Linked DNA regions of Homo sapiens: region 2 is linked to region 1. The links are chromatin contacts, found by Hi-C in ENCODE. All regions are on one chromosome and are shown on one strand. The core of a region is the stretch at or near the end of the contact, and the rest is flanking DNA. Distances in the headings are between cores, read along the strand shown.

Region 1 (2,544 bases), core at 24-2,523:
CCCTAGGGGGGTCCCGGGTCACTTGACCTCCCCATTCCTAGGGGTCCCGGGTTACTCTCCTCTCCCCCATCCCTAGGGGTCCCGGGTTACTCTCCCCACCCCCATCCCTAGGGGGGTCTCGGCTTACTCTCCCTATCCCCAACCCTGGAGGTCCCGGGTTACTCTCCCCATCCCCATGCCTGGGGGTCCCGGGTTACTCTCCCCATCCCCATCCATGGGGCTCCGGGGTCACTCTGCTGTCCCCATCCCTAGCGGTCCTGGGTCACTCCTCCCTCCCCATCCCTAGGGGGTCCCGGGTCACTCTCCCCAACCACATGCCTAGGGCGTCCTGGGTTACTCTCCCCACCCCCATCGCTAGGGGGTCCCAGGTTACAGGTTACTCTCTCCAACCCCATCCCTAAGGTGTCCCGGGTTTCTCTCCCCTCCCCCACCCCTAGGGGGGTCCCGGGTTACTCTCCCCTCCCCCATCCCTAGGGGGTCCTGGGTCACTCTCCCCAACCCCATCCCTAGGGGTCCCGGGTTATTCTCCCCAACCCCATTCCTGGGGGTCTCGGCTTACTCTCCCCATCCCCATGCCTGGGGGTCCCGGGTTACTCTCCTCTCCCCCATCCCTAGGGGTCCCGGGTTACTCCCCCACCCCCATCCCTAGGGGGGGTCTCGGCTTACTCTCCCCATCCCCAACCCTGGAGGTCCCGGGTTACTCTCCCCATCCCCATGCCTGGGGGTCCCGGGTTACTCTCCTCATCCCCATCCATGGGGCTCCGGGGTCACTCTGCTGTCCCCATCCCTAGCGGTCCTGGGTCACTCTACCCTCCCCATTCCTAGGGGTCCCGGGTTACGATCCCCTCCCCCATCCCTATGGGGACCCAGGTCACTCCCCACCCCCATGCCTAGGGGGTTCCGGGTTACTCTCCCCTCCCCCATCCCTAGAGGTTCCGGGTCACTCTCCCCAACCCTATCCCTGGAGGTCCCGGGACACTCTCCCCTCCCCCATCCCTAAGGGTCTCGGGTCACTCTCCCATCCCTATCCCTAGAGTTCCTGAGTCGCTGGGCCCTCCGGGGTTCAGCCCCTCCGTCCCCGGTCCCCTGCCCCGCCCAGGCCCAGGCCGTACCGCGTTGCTGAGGATCTCCTGACGGCGTGGGGAGGCGCTGGCCAGCACCACGCGCTTGTGCAGCAGCTTCCCAATCACCGGGCACAGCACCATGGCGTCCACGCCGGGAGCCGGGCGTCCGCACTTCTGAGCCCGGAGCCCGCGGTGCGCGCAGCGCGGCTGCAAAAAAAACAGGCGGCCAGAGTCCCGCCTCCGCGAGGCCACGCCCCCGCCCGCCTCCGCGAGGCCACGCCCAGTCCGCGCCTTCAGTGGCCTCCCCGCGAGACCGCGCCCAGGCCACGCCTCCATTGAACACTCCGTCAGGCCTCGCCCAGGCCACACCTCCATTGCCCTCTCCACCAGGCCACGCCCATGTCACGCCCCATTGATCTCCCCTGAGACCACGCCCAGACCACGCCTCCATTGCCCTCTCCGTCAGGCCACGCCCAGGCCACACCTCCATTGCCCTCTCCGCCAGGCCACGCCCATGTCACGCCGCCATTGACCGCTCCGCCAGGCCACGCCCAGGCCACACCTCCTTGCCCTCTCCGCCAGGCCACGCCCATGCCACGCCGCCATTGAGCTCCCCGTGAGGCCACGCCCAGGCCACACCCCCGCCCGCCTCCCCCCCGGGCACCGCCCCGGCCGCTTGGTGAAGCACCGCCCCCAGCTCCGCCTCCCGGGCCCCGTCCCCGCCCCCGGCGCTCGCCCCGCCCCTCCCCACCCCGCCTGCGGCGCCAAGACCTGCAATGGCGCAGGCAGCTGCGGGGTCCCGGGGAGGAAAGGCTGGCGTGGATACTTGGGGTTCCTTGCAGGCGCGGCGTGGGGAGTGGAAATGCTGGGTTTCCGCAGCTGCGGTTGTGGGCAGTTGTGGGGGTGGGGGGTTCTTACCCGCACGTGGAGGGGCCCGGCGCAGAGATGGGGGTCTTGTGGGAGCCGCGTCGGGGAAGGTAGAGATAGGGGGTTCCCCGCGGACCCGGTGCGAGTGGCGTGGGGATGGGGATGTCCTCGTGCCTGGTGGGAGGGGAGTGGAGATGGGGGTGTCCACGGGCCTGGTGGGAGGGGCGTGGAGATGGGGGTGTCCACGGGCCTGGTGGGAGGGGCGTGGAGATGGGGGTGTCCACGGGCCTGGTGGGAGGGGCGTGGAGATGGGGGTGTCCACGGGCCTGGTGGGAGGGGCGTGGAGATGGGGGTGTCCACGGGCCTGGTGGGAGGGGCGTGGAGATGGGGGTGTCCACGGGCCTGGTGGGAGGGGCGTGGAGATGGGGATCCCCGCGGGGATGGTGGGAGGGGTTTGGAGATGAGGGTCCCCGCGAGAATGCTCGGAGGGGTATGGATATGGGGGTCCCCGCGGGCCGGGTGGGAAGGGCGGGGAGATGGGTGGGGGGGGGGTCCCCGCGTGCCTGGTGGGAGGGGCGTGGAGAAGGTGGGGGTCCTTGTGGGAGGGGCGTGG
Region 2 (2,544 bases), core at 15-2,514, 200 kb after region 1:
AGAAGATACACACACACGCACACACACATATATATGTACGTATATGTGTGTATATATACACGTGTATATATACACACATATATACACGTGTATACACACACATGTGTATATATACATGTATACACATATATGTGTATATGCACATGTGTATACACACATATGTGCATGTACACATATGTGCATATACGCATATATACACGTGTGTATACGCATATATACGTGTGTACACGCATATATACACGTGTGTACACACATATATACACGTGTGTACACGCATATATACACGTGTGTATACGCATATATACACACATACACACATATATACACACATATACACACACACATATATATACACACACAATACATATATATGTGTGTGTGTGTGTGCGTGTGTGTGTATATATCTTCTATTAGTTCTATTCCTCTAAGGAACCCTGACTAATACAATGTATATGGTCTAAAAAGAGTCCATATGAATAATCCACTCCTAGTTTAGCATATCATCAAGAAATAACCATAAAAATGGGGGCCAGGTGTGGTGGCTCACGCCTGTCATCCCAGCACTTTGGGAGGCCGAGGTGGGTGGATCGCCTGAGGTCGGGAGTTTGAGACCAGCCTGGCCAACATGGTGAAACCCCATCTCTACTAAAAATACAAAAAAAATTAGTCGGGCATGGTGGCAGTTACCTGTAATCCCAGCTACTCGGGAGGCTGAGGCAGGAGAATCGCTTGAACCCGGGTGGCGGAGGTTGCAGTGAGCCGAGATCACGCCACTGCACTCCAGCGTGGGTGACAGAGTGAGACTCCATCTCAAAAAAAAGAGAAAAGGTTGTATTCTTTTGAGTCCTTGATAGCCTCTGACTGAATACATCATGTATTAGTTTGGTGTAGAAGTAACGGAGTGAAAACAAAAACAACAAAACAACCACCACCACCACCACAACAAAAAACACCCAGGCACAAAAGTGCAAAATGGCACAATATCATTTGCATGAAGTGTCTAGAATAAGACTGCTTGCAGAGTCAGAGAGCAGATGGGTGATTGCTTAAGGCTGAGAGCAGGGAGACTGGGGAGTGACGGTTTAATGGGTATGGGGTGTTTTTTTTTGGGTTACGAAGGTGTTCTGGAACTAGCTAGGGCCGGTGGTTGTGTAAAATGCTCAGTGCACTAAATCGTCTCTTCATTGTGCAATTTTTAAAATGGCAAACTGTGTGTGATGGGTATTTTCCCACAGTAAGAAACAGCAGCAGCACAAAGGGAGGTGATAACTCACGTCATATCACACCCTGCAGGCCCCATCACCCTTCCTCCTTCCTCTGTTCACCTCCTCCTCCTTTTCCGGGCTCTGCAGACGAGCCCGGGCAGCCCTCCCCGCTGGCCGTCTGGACCCAGGCCTGCCTGTCTTGGGTGCATTTTAGGACATTAAGTCTGGCTGGAACCTGAGAGCATCAGCCATGCGGTAAGTCCCCACATCCCTCCAGCAGTCTGGGAGGGGAGCTCTCTCCTTTGCTTTTGTACACTCTGGAGAAAATTGTCAGGCAGCAGACATGAAGAGCCTCTGGGGAGATTCAGTGAGGGCTGGCAGGCAGGTGTCCAGGAGCCTGAGTGACTCACGAGAGAAAGGACATATTCCTTAAAGACAAATTCATCAACGGATTGGTTTAAATAATTCCTGCTCAGCACATCCCAAATTAAGCTTCGTCATCAGACACTGCATCTGTTGCCTTTTCTAGAAACATGAGCTCTAAGCTCAGTGACACCGTCTGTCAGGGTTTCAACGTTTCACCTCCCCCCTCCAGGGGAGCCGGTTTCCATACACCAAAGCTCTCCAAGGTCCAGTTGTGAGGATGGGGAACGCTGGCTGTCTGGTGACGGCCTTTCCAAAGCTGCCCTGTCCTCTTGCATTAAGAAAGATTAGTTTGTACTCCGGGAGGAGAGGCGCAGAAGGTTAACAAGATTAGAGAGAGCTCCTGAGACCTGCGGTGAGATTCCCTGAGGGATGTGGCTAATAAAACTGTAAAAACAACGCAGGCGGTGTCTCTCACCGCCGGGTCCTGATTTCAGGGCCGCAAATGTCTACCTCTTCTAGGCAGTTTGCTACCTCAATAATTTAGGTTGTCAGTTGTGGTATCCAAGCCCCAGCACACTTTTTTGTTTGTTTGTTTGTTTGTTTGTTTTGCAGTTTGCAGGTGATAGTTTCTAAAGATGTGTTTTTCTATTTTTCTTTCTTTCTTTCTTTTTTTTTTTTTTTTTGAGACAGAATCTCACTCTGTCGCCCAGGCTGGAGTGCAGTGGGGCGATCTCAGCTCACTGCAAGCTCCGCCTCCCGGGTTCACGCCATTCTCCTGCCTCAGCCTCCCGAATAGCTGGGACTACAGGCGCCCGCCACCACGCCCGGCTAATTTTTTGTATTTTTAGTAGAGACGGGGTTTCACTGTGTTAGCCAGGATGGTCTCGATCTCCTGACCTCGCGATCTCCCCGCCTCGGCCTCCCAAAGTGCTGGGATTACAGGCATGAGCCACCACGCCTGGCTAATTTTTTG

The links. A loop is a pair of places that touch in the nucleus more often than their neighbours do. Pooled maps may share reads with other maps.
Region 2: a map of mammary epithelial cell shows a loop between it and region 1 (5-fold over the local background). The contact joins the enhancer-like site here to the promoter of ASMTL in region 1. A Hi-C loop is called at or near these places in 21 of 168 maps with a recorded cell type or tissue (A673, B cell, CD4-positive, alpha-beta T cell and 15 more), 37 of 37 single-sample maps with no recorded cell type and 28 of 50 pooled maps.

What each region holds. Positions count from the first base shown.
Region 1 is chrX:1,451,636-1,454,179 of GRCh38, forward strand. It overlaps ASMTL (acetylserotonin O-methyltransferase like), which reads right to left and starts at 1,274. Exons shown (of 13, transcript NM_004192.4): 1 at 1,113-1,274. The coding sequence starts at 1,205.
Region 2 is chrX:1,656,412-1,658,955 of GRCh38, forward strand. No RefSeq gene overlaps it. Among named protein-coding and RNA genes, the nearest start is that of ASMT, 43 kb to the left of the region's middle. RefSeq lists enhancers at 887-1,388, 1,389-1,888. Within about 2 kb of position 1,265, at least 9 of the 41 ENCODE cell types and tissues checked have a DNase peak (open chromatin) inside an H3K27ac peak, as active enhancers do; they include B cell, CD4-positive, alpha-beta T cell, CD8-positive, alpha-beta T cell and 4 more, where a contact is called at or near this core.